Regions from separate parts of the Homo sapiens genome. Here region 2 is linked to region 1. Evidence: chromatin contacts called from ENCODE Hi-C or POLR2A ChIA-PET data. All regions are on one chromosome and are shown on one strand. Each heading gives the region's core, a stretch centred on a gene start or an enhancer-like site at or near the end of the contact. The rest is flanking DNA. Distances are from core to core; before and after follow the strand shown. Region 1 holds the start of CFAP263 (cilia and flagella associated protein 263). Region 2 has its middle 14 kb from the start of NDRG4.

Evidence for each region. Hi-C counts contacts between places; a loop is a spot of excess contacts on that map. ChIA-PET counts read pairs that join two places held with the same protein, here RNA polymerase II (POLR2A). Pooled maps may share reads with other maps.
Region 2: a pooled map shows a loop between it and region 1 (1.9-fold over the local background). The contact joins the enhancer-like site here to the promoter of CFAP263 in region 1. A Hi-C loop is called at or near these places in 4 of 37 single-sample maps with no recorded cell type and 5 of 50 pooled maps. POLR2A ChIA-PET finds 5 or more read pairs at or near these places in 3 of 52 experiments (HEK293, OCI-LY7 and activated CD4-positive, alpha-beta T cell).

What each region holds. Positions count from the first base shown.
Region 1 is chr16:58,248,171-58,254,703 of GRCh38, reverse strand. It overlaps CFAP263 (cilia and flagella associated protein 263), which reads right to left and starts at 4,768. Exons shown (of 9, transcript NM_014157.4): 1 at 4,589-4,768; 2 at 1,851-1,977; 3 at 545-706. The coding sequence starts at 4,689. LOC105371293 (a long non-coding RNA gene) reads left to right here and starts at 4,845. Exons shown (of 4, transcript XR_933630.2): 1 at 4,845-5,037; 2 at 5,300-5,611. RefSeq lists a silencer at 4,458-4,937.
Region 2 is chr16:58,482,760-58,488,987 of GRCh38, reverse strand. It overlaps a transcript of NDRG4 not described here. Among named protein-coding and RNA genes, the nearest start is that of NDRG4, 14 kb to the left of the region's middle. RefSeq lists an enhancer at 997-1,156 and a silencer at 1,066-1,417. Within about 2 kb of position 1,332, at least 5 of the 41 ENCODE cell types and tissues checked have a DNase peak (open chromatin) inside an H3K27ac peak, as active enhancers do.

The sequences.
Region 1 (6,533 bases), core at 3,519-6,018:
GAACCCGGGAGGCGGAGCTTGCAGTGAGCTGAGATCACGCCACTGCACTCCAGCCTGGGTAACAGAGCGAGACTCCACCTCAAAAAAAAAAAAAGAAATTACTGTAAAATTTTAAGAGCATTTAGGGTTATCATGGTTATATCTTCTAAAAGAATTCATATATTAAAGATATATACTGAAATATGTACAGAGATTCACTAGGATTCACTTCCTAGTAACCCAGCCAGATGAAGGGAAAGTTGATCAACCAAAAGAGGCCATATGTTGATGATCATTCCACCCAGGTGTTGAATACATAGGGGTTTGTTGTGCTAGCCTCTCTACATTCGTGTATTTTTGAAATTTCCCATTAAAAAAATGTTCAAAAATGTGTTGTCCCCACAAGCAGGTGGTAAGTTCCTTGAAGATAGGCCCTGGATTCGCTTCATCCTACCTGTGTTTCTTCCAAAGCCCCAACAATCACATGAACCCACTCTAGATACCTCTCAGTGGGGTAGAGGTGGGGAGCCTGGGCAGGACAGGCTGCGCTGGCAGGAAGGTGTACCTCGTGATGCTGCAGGTCGCGTTCCGCATTTGCCCTTGTGTGTCGTAAGTCATCCTTCATGTCCGCAACCTCTTTTTGTACCAGCTCAAGTTTTTGGTCGGCAGTCAGGCCTACCCCACGGTCCATACCTGTCCGGGATTTGGATCTACGCCTGCCTCGAAACTGCAACCCAAGAGAAACAAAGCCATTGTCAAAGAGGAATTGGTAATGAACCAGCCCAAGATAGGCATCAGAATGATCCTCTGACCTGCTAGAAGTTCCCCAGAGTGACAGCCAGGGAGAACAAATTCATGGTAAAAGGATGCTGGATATTAGGCCTGAGCTGACATTTATTTCTCAAGTCATCCTAAGCCCCTGCACTAAATACTTCAAAGGCCTATGTTTGACAATGAAGTGAAAATAAATAAGGGTAAACGTCTTGAAGGTGGAAAGGCTGTGAACCTGCTATAGACTAGCATTCAAGTCAAAGACAGGGGAAAGCTCAGAGGTACTTCCTGAGCTGAACACAGGAAAGAAACTGCATCCGTGGGGGACTGTGTTCAGCAAAACAGACAAACAAACATCTTGGACTTTCTATGCATTTAAGGCAAAGGTCAGAAGCGGGTGGTCCAGGGTACATATGGGTTTGCTTGGCCCTCAAAGGATAAGCCTATACAGATAACCCCTTTGAGACAAGGGCCTGTGCTAGGCCCACTTTCCTCATTTAGGTGGCTGGCTGGGCCTTGTAAACAGTTGAGTCCCTCAATTTAAATGAATTCTTTTTTTTTTTTAATTTTTTTGAGACAGAGTCTTGCTCTGTTGCCCAGGCTGGAGTGTAGCAGTGTGATCATAGCTCACTGCAGCCTCAAACTCCTGGGCTCAAGCAATCCTCCCACCTCAGCCTCCCAAGTAGCTAAAACTACAGGTGCATATCACCACATCTGGCTAATTTAAGAATTTTCTTTTGTAAAGATGGGGTCTTGCAATATTGCCCAGGAAGGTCTCGAACTCCTGGTCTCATGTGATCCTCCCACCTTAGCCTCCCAAAGCACTGGGACAGGCCTAAGCCACTGCACCTAGCCAAAGGGAATTCTTTCAAGTAAACTAAGATATGCTGGGAGAGTCAATCCACTATTAACTGAACCCAGTTTCTTTCACAGTCACTTGAAAGAGAAACCCTAGAGGGCAAAGAAAAATCAAAAGTAAAACAGGGAGAAGGTCCCATGGTCAATTGGCCACAGAGGGCGCACCAAAGGCAGATAAACAAATACCACTTGCATTTAAGGTGACAAACAATAAAAGAATGATCTAGATCTCCATTGTGTACCTGTGCATAATCTGCTGCTGATATTTTAATTTCTGATAATCGTGGAGGTCGCTGATCCCTGGGCTCCAGTTTAGCGTAATATTTCTCAAACATCTCAGTCTCAGTTTTGAGAGCAGAGTTTACATAGCTGCAAGACAGGGTACCTGAGTAAGTTCTAGTAATAAGAGTTTAAACCTCAAATAACTAGTGTTTAATAACTAGTAGACCTGCAAAACCCGTTAGCCCCTTGGTGCCTTAGTTTCCTCACCTATAAAATGGGTATTAAGAATAGCACTTAACTTTTAGGGTTCCAATAAGGAAGACAAAGCCTCTGGCACAGTGCCTGACACATAGTAAGTGCTATATATTTGATATTTTTATTAATATGTTTAATGAGCCACAAAATTCAGAACACTAGTATTACATTGAAAATTCTCATAGGTTTCATCTTCAAGTATCATTGAACCCATGTGGGAGATTATTTCTGAATTACTATATATTATATATATACATATATATATTTTATTTGTTTAAGAGACAGGGTCTTACTCTGTTGCACTCACTGTAACCTGGAACTCCTGGGATCAAGCAATCCTCCTGCCTCAGCCTCCCAAGTAGCTAGGACTGCAGGTGCACAATGCCATGCCTGGCTAATTTATAATTTTTTTTGTAGAGGTGGTATCTTGCTATGTTGTCAAGGCTGGCCATGAACTCCTGGCCTAAAGTGATCCTCCCACCTTGGTTTCCCAAAGTGCTGAGATTATAGGCAATAATAGCCACTGTGCCCAACCTGAATTACTATATTCTTGAAGTTAAACACACCCACAATCTTCAGATGTTTCCTTTGGTTTGTTTTTCAGTTCTTTTATTTTCAGTACCCAATAGATGAAAAGTATCAACCAGAAGTTTATCATAAACTCTGGAAAACTTTGAACAGAGGAAGAGATAACATACCTAGTTTATCCTGTATATGCCAAGGTTATAACCTTTTTAACTTCTTAACTTCTCATACGTGTGTATGTGTGTGTGTGTTACACACACATATGTATGTATATGTATATGAGAGAGAGAACAGCTTTGATGTTTTCATGTGTTATTAATCTATTAGGTTGGTACAAAAGTAATTGCAGTTTTTGCTATTACTTTTAATAATTCCTGTTTGGCTGAATTTTAAGACTAGTGGGGCCAGGTGTGGTGGCTCACACCTGTAATCCCAGCACTTTGGGAAGCCGAGGCAGGTGGATCACCTGAGGTCAGGAGTTCGAGACCAGCCTGATCAACATTGTGAAACCCCATCTCTACTAAAAGTACAAGAATTAGCTGGGTGTGGTGGCAGGTGCCTGTAATCCCAGCTATTCAGGGGTCTGAGGCAGGAGAATCACTTGAACCTGGGAAGCAGAGGTTGCAGTGAGCCGAGATCATGCCATTGTACTTCAGCCTGGGCGACAGAGCGAGTGAGATTCCGTATCAAAAACAAAACAAAACAAAACAAACTAGTGGAAAAAGCTGAATGGAAAACACAATCTATCAAAGTAGCTTGCTTTTTCAGCATAGAGCATGCTCCAGGTGTATGTAGTCTGTGGAGTCACACCTGAGTTTGAATCCCAGCACTACCACTGACTGTGTGAACTTAGGGAAGTGACTTCACCTCTGCGTCTTTGTTTCCTTACCCACTTCCTAGGGTTGCAGTGTCATCATATAAGATCATATATGTAAATGCATGGTACATAGAAACACTCAAAAATGAGAGCTGTTAGTAATAATACCTCAGTTCTGACCTAAAGTATTTGTAGATGTATAGAAGTAACATCTATTCAGCTGCTAGAGCTAGGATATTCTGTGCAAGACCAGTAAGTTGTACAACTAATCTTAACTACATCATGGAATCTTTATATCCAATTTACTTGCTATAGTAGAATATATAAAGCAGACTGCAAAATAAAATAAAACAAAATAAACGCAGACTATCGGGCCATTCTTTACTGTCCATCTCCATGCTTATATCCAGGTTCAGGCACACATTGCCTCATACTAAAACCATCTCAATAGCTTGCTTTCTATTCTGCTGCCGTGTTAGTTTTATCATATAATTTTTTTTTTTTTTTTTTTTGAGACTTAGTCCCTCTCTGTTGCCCAGGCTGGGGTGCAGTGGCACAATCTCGGCTCACTGCAACCTCCGCCTCCCAAGTTCAAGTGATTCTCCTGCCTCAGCCTCCAGAGTAGATGGGATTACAGGCACGCGCCACCACGCCTGGCTAATTTTTGTATCTTTAGTAGATACGGGGTTTCACCATGTTGGCCAGGCTGGTCTCGAACTCCTGACCTCAAGCGATCCGTCCGCCTCGGCCTCCTAAAGTGCTGAGATTACAGGCGTGAGCCACCGCGCCCAGCCTTATCATAGAATCTTAGCATCAGAAAAGGGCTTAGAAGTCACCTGGTCCAAATTGCTGCTGTAGAATTGTGGATCGGCTAAGCACACCGTCTGGCATGAGAGAGACTCCTCCGGCTGAAACCCTCACTTCCCCAATTACCCTCTGGGCTTCTCACCACCGGCCCCATCCCCTCGCCCTACCACCCCGTTCTAGCTCCACCAACAGCTTGTTGGCTCAGTGGTGGTGGAGTAAGGAGTAAAGAGGAAAAGTCTCCCCAGTGCTCAGTGAGGGCTTGGATCTTCTCCATGCTGGTCCCCAAGTCCGAGGCCGCCCGGAGAGGAGGGCCTAGGAGGAAGAGGGGCGGCCCCCAGGCGCGGGCGGCGGTACCTGAGCTCCTCCACCAGCCCGCACAGCTGGATAACAGGCAGCTCCAGCTCCGACCCTTCATGGGAGTCGGAGAGGACGCTCTCGGACTCATCATCAGTCATCACTCTGCCGAAGCGGCCCCTGCCAATGCCGTGTGCCCAGGAGCTCCGGGTGCCGGCGGCCACGCGTCACTCCGGCTGCGACGCGGTGGCGCGTTGCCCGGGCGACCGGACGCGAGGAAAGGGGTGGGGCTTCCGGTGGCCCCTCCCCGCGCTGCCCCGCCTGTCTCCGTGCGGACCCAGCCAGGTTGCTGGCTTTGAGCGCACACCTAAGCGCGTTCAGTTTCACTTCTTTAACAATAACTCTTAAATTGATAGTAATAATAGCAGCTGCTGTTTCTCAGCCCTTACTGTGTCCTTGGCAGCGTGTTAAGCATAGTTTATGAAAACCTTCGCCACAACCTTGTAATGGTATCTATCAATCTCTCCATTCTCCCAATAAGGAAACTGGGGCCTAGAAAATTAACACGATTTATCATAGTGTCCTTCTTCCCCTGTCCCACTGGGAGGCCCCTGCTCTGTTCACCACCTGGTGCTTCCTACATGCTAACAGCAGCTCCTCTCAGATATTAACATCCTGCATTTCTGGAAGGAAAAAAACGTGGCTGATAAAAATGGGTATACATTCAAGAGACATCCCTAAATAGTTACTGAATATCTACTGTGTCCTTAGTATCCTAGGGGGAATGTCTGGAAAAGACCATTCTGATCTTCAAGGAGCTTCCAATTAAATGAGTGAAACAGCCTCTAAACAAGCCGCTGGAACCTGGGGTGATGACAGCAACATCATGCGTCACACTGTGCATCGTAGTCATCTCCTTAAATCCTCAAAACAATCTGGTACAGTTGGTATTATTGCCGTCATCTTACAGATCAGAAAACCAAGGAATGGAGTAGCTTAGGTTCCATTCCACTCAAGAATGGAATCAAGCTCCGGTGGAACCCAAAGTCCATGCTGTTAACTTCTACGCTGATGTGGGACATGGTAAGGATCAGGGAGGCAACACAGGAGCTCTCTCTCTGCTCCCCATGGGGATGAAAGAGGACAGAGGGCAGGACGGGGAGACTTCTCCTAGGGAGGGTGAACTCTGGATGTGCTTAGAAAGCAAGCTGTGATGAAGTGCTTGGGGAGCGGGTCAGCCCCCTTCCCCTGCAAGGGGCATGCATTAGCATTGACAGGCACTCCCTGGATCTGAGGGAGGGTTTTTGTTTTGCTGCTCAGGGTGCACAAGGTTGGGGCCAGAATAGAATCACTGGAGATGACAGCAGAGAGCTGGAGCCCTACCACCTTCTCTCTGGTGGTAGGCCTCTTTAGGTTCTAGGGACAATGCAGACCACATTTAGCAATACTTAATATGTCCATATACAAGGTGACACAAATGGATGCTATCCCCAGGTGACATAAATAGATGCCAGCTCCAAGTGAACCCAGAGCAAGAATGGGCTCTGTAGCAATTCGAGGCTATGATGCAAACAGCCCTGCCAACTGGGCTGTGTGATACAACAGACTCTATGGCATTGGGGGTGTCAGTGGTGAAAAAAGATGCAGCAGGAATCTTAAAGCAAGACCCAGCAGGAGAATCACAATAAAGGACCCAGGATTCTGAAACAAGACCATACAATCCACAGCAGAGAATTACGTGTCTTTTGAGAAATAACTCCTGGCCTGTTACTATACCCTGGTAGAGACAGAACGCTGGATATATGGGGTACCAAGTGACCATGCATCCAGTCCTGCCCTCTACCAGCTGAGTTATTAAGCAGGACAGGCCCAGCCTCAGTCCATTGCAAATGGAAATGGTTAATCCAGCATTGGGCTCCAGCAGGACCAGAAAGCATGAGTAAGCTGCATGAGCAGGTAGCCCAGACCAACATGGCACCCACCACATTTGCACCAGGATCCCTCC
Region 2 (6,228 bases), core at 83-2,582, 240 kb before region 1:
AAGGCAGAAGCAAAAAGACCAGCAAGGAGGCTTCTGCAAGCATCCTGGGGTAGCAGCTGATGGAGGCTCAGACCAGGGAGCAAGTAAACTTAGAATAAAGGGCTTGAAAAATGTGCAGTCACCACCCCACCAGGGCAGCTTATCCGTGGCTGCCCTCGGATAAGCCAGGCCTTATCAGTTAACTCAAGGTTCTGTCTGGAAGATAACACTGTACTCTTCCTGGGGGCAGGACTGCAACCTCATGTGGTTGGATCCCTGGATCCCTGGCTGGCTGCACAGTTCCAATCCTGGCTGCTCAGTAGCTCCTGGGCTCCCCTCCTGGTGATGGGAGGCTGGGGAGGCAGGGCAGGGCAGACTACAGTGCCCTGCAGATTTGAGGGGCTGGGCTCCTGGCCTCCCCATCTGTAAAAGAAGGGGGTCCGGGCAGCATAACTTGCAGGGACCCCAGCCCTGATGCCTCAGAATCCAACAAGCAGGGAACCCACACTTTTTGAAAGTGGTTTGTGTCACAGTCACCAGTATGACGGCACTGGGAGGGAGGGAAAGGGAAGGTGGACAGGGTGTTGTCACAACAAAAAAGGGTGGCATGAAAGTCACTCTGGCCTCTAATGCCTTGTCCCTTGACGGAGGGGTCTTTGGGACAAAATCATAACCTGTGATGCCTCTGTCCCACTGCCCCGGGTGGCACTGTTGGTTAGACTTGCCCAGGTGCCGCAGAGGCTTGGGAGGCAGATAAGGAAAAGAGCGCACAGACGGAGGAGCAGCATGCCCTGCTGGAGCCAGCACTTGGGGCTCCTGGGCTGTCCAGAAACAGGGGTTGATATGGCCTCATTCCCCACTAGCTGTGTGACCTTGGCCAACTGGGTTCACCTCTCTGTGCCTCGGTTTTCTCGTCATTAAAGCCGGGATAACTCTCCTGTGGCGCCTTTAGCCTCAAAGACGGCTGAAGCCACCGTGAGGCTGGCTGGGTCTGGGTGGCACTCAGGCCTGCCGGAACTCCCCCCACAGGCAGGGACAGGGCTTCTCGGTGTGGCTGGCCCTAGGGAGGGTCGGCTGCAGGAAAGGCACGCGGTCTCCCTCTTGGCCACGAGGTGGCGCGCTCGGCCCTAAGACCTCAAAGGCGCGACTCCAACTCACCAGCTCGGTGGCGTCCTGGCCCCGGAGCAGCGGCTTCTCCTCAGGGAATCGCAGCTCCTGCAGCCCGGCCATGGTCACGTCGTGGAGCAGGAGGCCTAGGGAGGGAGGGCGAGGTTGAGGCCTGCTGCGGCGGGGACGCCCGGGCGGAGAAGGACAGCGCAAGTCGGGGCTGGGGCGGGAGCGCGGAAACCAGATGCACTGTCCCCCTGGCCCCCAAGCGCAGCCCACTCAGGCACTTAGGGCCCCCAGGCCTCCGTCTGCAAGACCCGCCTGTCTGGCTTGGGGGATACCATTATAGTATTTGTTTTTCCGTTTTTCTTTTTTTTTTTTTTACACGGAGTCTCACTCTGTCACCCAGGCTGGAGTGCAGTGGCGTAATCTTGGCTCGCTGCAACCTTCGCCTCCTGAGTTCAAGTGATTCTCCTTCCTCAGCCTCCCAAGTAGCTGGGATTACAGGTGCACACCACCACCTTGCTAATTTTTGTGTTTTTTAGTAAAGACGGGGTTTCACCATGGTGGTCAGCCTGGTCTCAAACTCCTGACCTCAAGTGATCCACCCGTCTTGGTCTCCCAAAGTGTTGAGATTTCAGGTGTGAGCCACCATGCCCAGCCTATTATTTGCTCTTAAAAATTAAAACGTTTCCAAATAAAACAGAAAAGCAACGTCATGATTCCTAAAACAATTACATGCAACATTCTGCCTTTATTGAGAAACAGAAGGGCACGTGCAGGGAGGCCAAACACAGGGTCAGACGCAGACAGAAGTCCCCTGCCGAGGGCCTCTGGTGTCTGAAGGGGACAGTGGGGTTCTGGAGGATAGAGAGACTGGAGAGGAACAGAGCTGAGAGCTCCCCAGAGGGCTCCCAGGACAAGCCTCTGTGAAGATGGGCCAGGGAGGGGTGGGTGGGAGTAGAGGCCCTGGTGGTGTGGCAGGCCGAGTGATGTTGAAAGAGGGGGTGCAGGTCTCAGTTCAGGCCACCAACAGGGAGGGGTGATACACAGGGGCTGCTCAGCTGCCAGAGGGTGGGCCCGGGCCCTAATTGCTGGGAAACCCCAGGGGTTTCTGAACCTCAGAGGAAGAATGGGTCATACATGCAGGCGTGTGTGTGTGTGTGTGTGTGTGTGTGTGTGTGTGTGTGTGTGTGTGTGTAGGAGCCAGTGGTGAGGGAAGGAAGACAGAGGGTCCCAGGACCCCACAATTCCTCTAGGAATGGCACCACCATCCCTCAACTTCAGGATGGCAGAGGTCAGAATGCACCAAGAGAAAAACTAGCCAAGGACATAATCTAGAAATTCATAAAAGAATTTAAATTGGCCAGTACATACATGGAAAAATATTCAAGCTCACTAGAAGTCAAAGAAATTTAAATTAAGATACTTTTTTTTTTTTTGGCCAGGCACAGTGGCTCATGCCTATAATCCCAGCATTTTGAGAGGCTGAGGCCGGAGGAGTGCTTGAGCCCAGAGGTTCAGGACCAACCTGGACAACATAGCAAGGCCCCATCTCTACGAAAAAAATAAAGTAGCTGGGTGTGGTGGTGAGAGCCTGTGGTCCCAGCTACTCAGGAGGCTGAGGTGGGAGGATCACTTGAGACCAGGAGTTCAAGGCTACAGGGAGCTATGATTGCACCACTGCACTCCAGCCTGAGTGACAGAGCAAGACCGTGTCTCAAATGAATGAATGAATGGATAGCTCTTTCTTTTTTTGCCAATGGCATTGGCAAAGTTTACACCGCTAGCGAAGGTGCACTGAAACAGGCACCTTCTTATATGGCTTGTAAGTATATAAATGGACATATCTTTCTGGAGGGCAGTTTTACAAATGAATTAAAACTATTTAAAAGGTTCATACTCTCAGACTCAGCAATCCTCTCCCGTGGAGAAATTGCCTAAGGAAACCAGAGATGGCAACAAATAATTTATCTATAAGAATTCTTACCACAGTGCCATTTATAACACAGAAAAAAATTGGAAGAAAATGTCCATCAATAGGGTACAAGATAAACTGTGTGTCAATAATAAAATATTATTTAATATAATGGGAAAATTCCTGTTACAATAAATGAAAAAGCAGGCCTGGGTCCCTGTGCACGTGCCATGCTGGAGTCCCGGCTCCCAGTGGTTTCCGAGGAAACCAGCTAACACAATGCAGATGGGCTGTATTTTTAGAAAGGCATCCTCAAGGCTCTCCCGCTCCCATTTCCATCCTTTCAGATGTGTGCACACTCACCCATCCATCCAGGGTGTGGGGGCTGGGAGAGCTGAAAGAGGGGTCCCCTCCTTGGAAAACTCTTCCGCATCAGGACATTTTAGCCACCTGCCTTCCTGAACACCCATCTCAATTAAACCCCTTAGTAGCCCTGGGGTATCCCTGTAGCCCCCCTCCCCCGGCCTGTTATGAAACCACCCTGGACACCATCCTCCCCAAGGCCCATGCTATTAAAAGGGCTGAGAGTGGGCAGTGCAGGGACAGATGGCCTGTGACGGAGGTGGTGGCGGGGAAGGGGGCAGAGAGAGACCTCATCATCCAGAGAACCGGGAATGTCTCAGCCCATGAAAAACAGACAGTCCAGGGCTTGGCTGGAGTTGTGGGGCTCCACAAGAAAGACGCCAGAGCAGACATTTCCACAGCACGGTGGCAGAGAAGTTTCTTCTAAAGAAAGTTATGGGCCGGGCGTGGTGGCTCATGCCTGTAATCTCAGCACTTTGGGAGGCCAAGGCAGGTGGATCACGAGGTCAGGAGTTAAGAGACCAGTCTGGCTAACCTGGTGAAACCCCGTCTCTACTAAAAATACAAAAAAATTAGCTGGGCATGGTGGTGGGTGCCTGTAGTCCCAGCTACTCGGGAGGCTGAGGCAGGAGAATGGCGTGAACCTGGGAGGCAGAGCTTGCAGTGAGCCGAGATTGCGCCACTGTACTCCAGCCTGGGGACAAAGCGAGACTCCATCAAAAAAAAAAAAAAAAAAAGTAAGTTATGATTTTTTTTAAGAAGCTGTGTGATAAGTTATAAGAAAATGAGAGTCCTACTAATGAAGCCTGGCTAAGGTCTCCAAGGAGTTAAGTAGCACAGAGGTGGGCGAACGCCAGGGTCTATGAAGTGGCCAGCAATGGCTCTTTCCCTTCCATCATGCTTTTCCACTTCTTGATCTCTTATTCCCTAAAGGGACAGGAGCCGCCCTGCCCAGCTCCTGGTGCAGACAAGAGCTCTCCCAGGAGACGCGTGTGCAGGGACCTGGGCCTGGGCAGACAGAAGCTGTACACACCAAATGGGCCTGGGATAAATCCAAATGCTTCTACTTCTCAGGGGTAAGGCCTGGAGCCACTGCAACCAGGCTGGCATTTCTCCTCTATCATTCAACAGCTTGCTTTATTTTGAGCAAATCACTCAAAGCCTCACTTATTTGCAATATGAGAGCATGTTGCCCACCTCAGAGAAGTCTGAGGTACAATAGAAACAATAAATATATAAATTTTTTTTTAGACGGATTCTTACTCTGTCGCCCAGGCTGGAGTGCAGTGGCGCGATCTCAGCTCACTGCAGCCTCTGCCTCCTGGGTTCAAGTGATTCTCCTGCTTCATCCTCCCAAGTAGTTGGGATTACAGGCACCTGCCACCACGCCTGGCTAATTTTTTTTGTATTTTTAGTAGAAATGAGGTTTTACCATGTTGGTCAGGTTGGTCTTGAACTCTTGACCTCAGGTGATCCACCTGCCTTAGCCTCCCAAAGTGTAAAAATGACCTTTTTTGTTTGTTCAGAGACAGGGTCTTGGTCAAAACAAACCCTGGCTCTGCTCTAAGCAAACTCTAGGCTGGAGTGCAGTGGCACAATCATGGCTCACAGCAGCCTCGAACTCCTGGACTCAAGTGATCCTCCCACCTCAGCCTCCCAAGTAGCTGGGACCACAGGTGTGTGCCACCAGAGCCCGACTATTTTTTCTTTTCATTTTTTGTAGAGATGGGGTCTTACTATGTTGGCCAGGCTGGTCGCAAACTCCTGGGCTCAAGCAATCCTCCTACCTCAGCCTCCCAAAGCACTGGGATTACTGGCGTAAGCCACCATGCCCAGCCTAAAATGCCTTTTAAATGAAAGATTTTTGTACATATTTGAATGGAACAAAAATCACATAGGTGATCAGTGTGTTCCTTGCCTTTCCCTGCCGATTTAAGATAACTTTGGAGTTTTTTGTGTTTTTCCTCTTGTTTCTGTTAGAGGATAGATTCATAGCTGCACGCAGAGGGGCTAAGCTGATGTACATAGGGGAGGGATGGTACAGGGGATGAGGGAGAGGAAACAGCCCCTTTGGCTGGGGGACAGAGACATGTAAGAGGCCCCTCAAGGGCAAAAGAGCACCGGGGAGTGTGGAAATGGGCTCCTGCGCTGTGTTAGTGGCATGGATTCCTTAAGAGGAATTGCATTTCAGTTTAATTACTTCTGGTTGCTGATTTGTGTTTTTTCTCCTTTTCTCCTTCTTCTTTTTTTTTTAAAGGCAAACAGGAGCACTCAGCTCCCACCATGCAGCCAGCAGGCCCCTCCCACTATGCTTCTGTAACTGTGATTCCATGCTGAGACCCCGGCCAGGCGAACCCTCTGATTATTAGGGTTAAAAATAGAAGCCATGACTGTGATCATTCCTGGAACTATCCCATAAATGCTTAAATTGATCAGTAGTAGTTATACATCCTACAGAAAAAAGCAATTGCTGAATCGGGAGAACAAATTCAGCAGTGGTAGGAGATGGTGGGGGTGTTTGAAAATACACTGGGGGGCTGGGCACGGTGGCTCACACCTGTAATCCCAGCACTTTGGGAGGCCAAGGCAGGTGGATCACTTGAAGCCAGGAGTTCGAGACCAGCCTGGCCAACATGGCGAAACCCTGTCTCTACTAAAAATTCAAAAATTAGCTGAGCTCACGTGATGGCGGGTGCCTGTAATCCAACTACTTGGGAGGCTGAGGCAGGAGAATTACTTGAGCCCGGGAGGTGGAGGTTGCAGTGAGCTGCACTCCACTGGGTGACATAGCAAGACTCTGTCAAAAGAAAGAAAGAGAGAAAGAAAGAGAGAGAGAGAAGGAAGGAAAAAAGGAAGGAAGG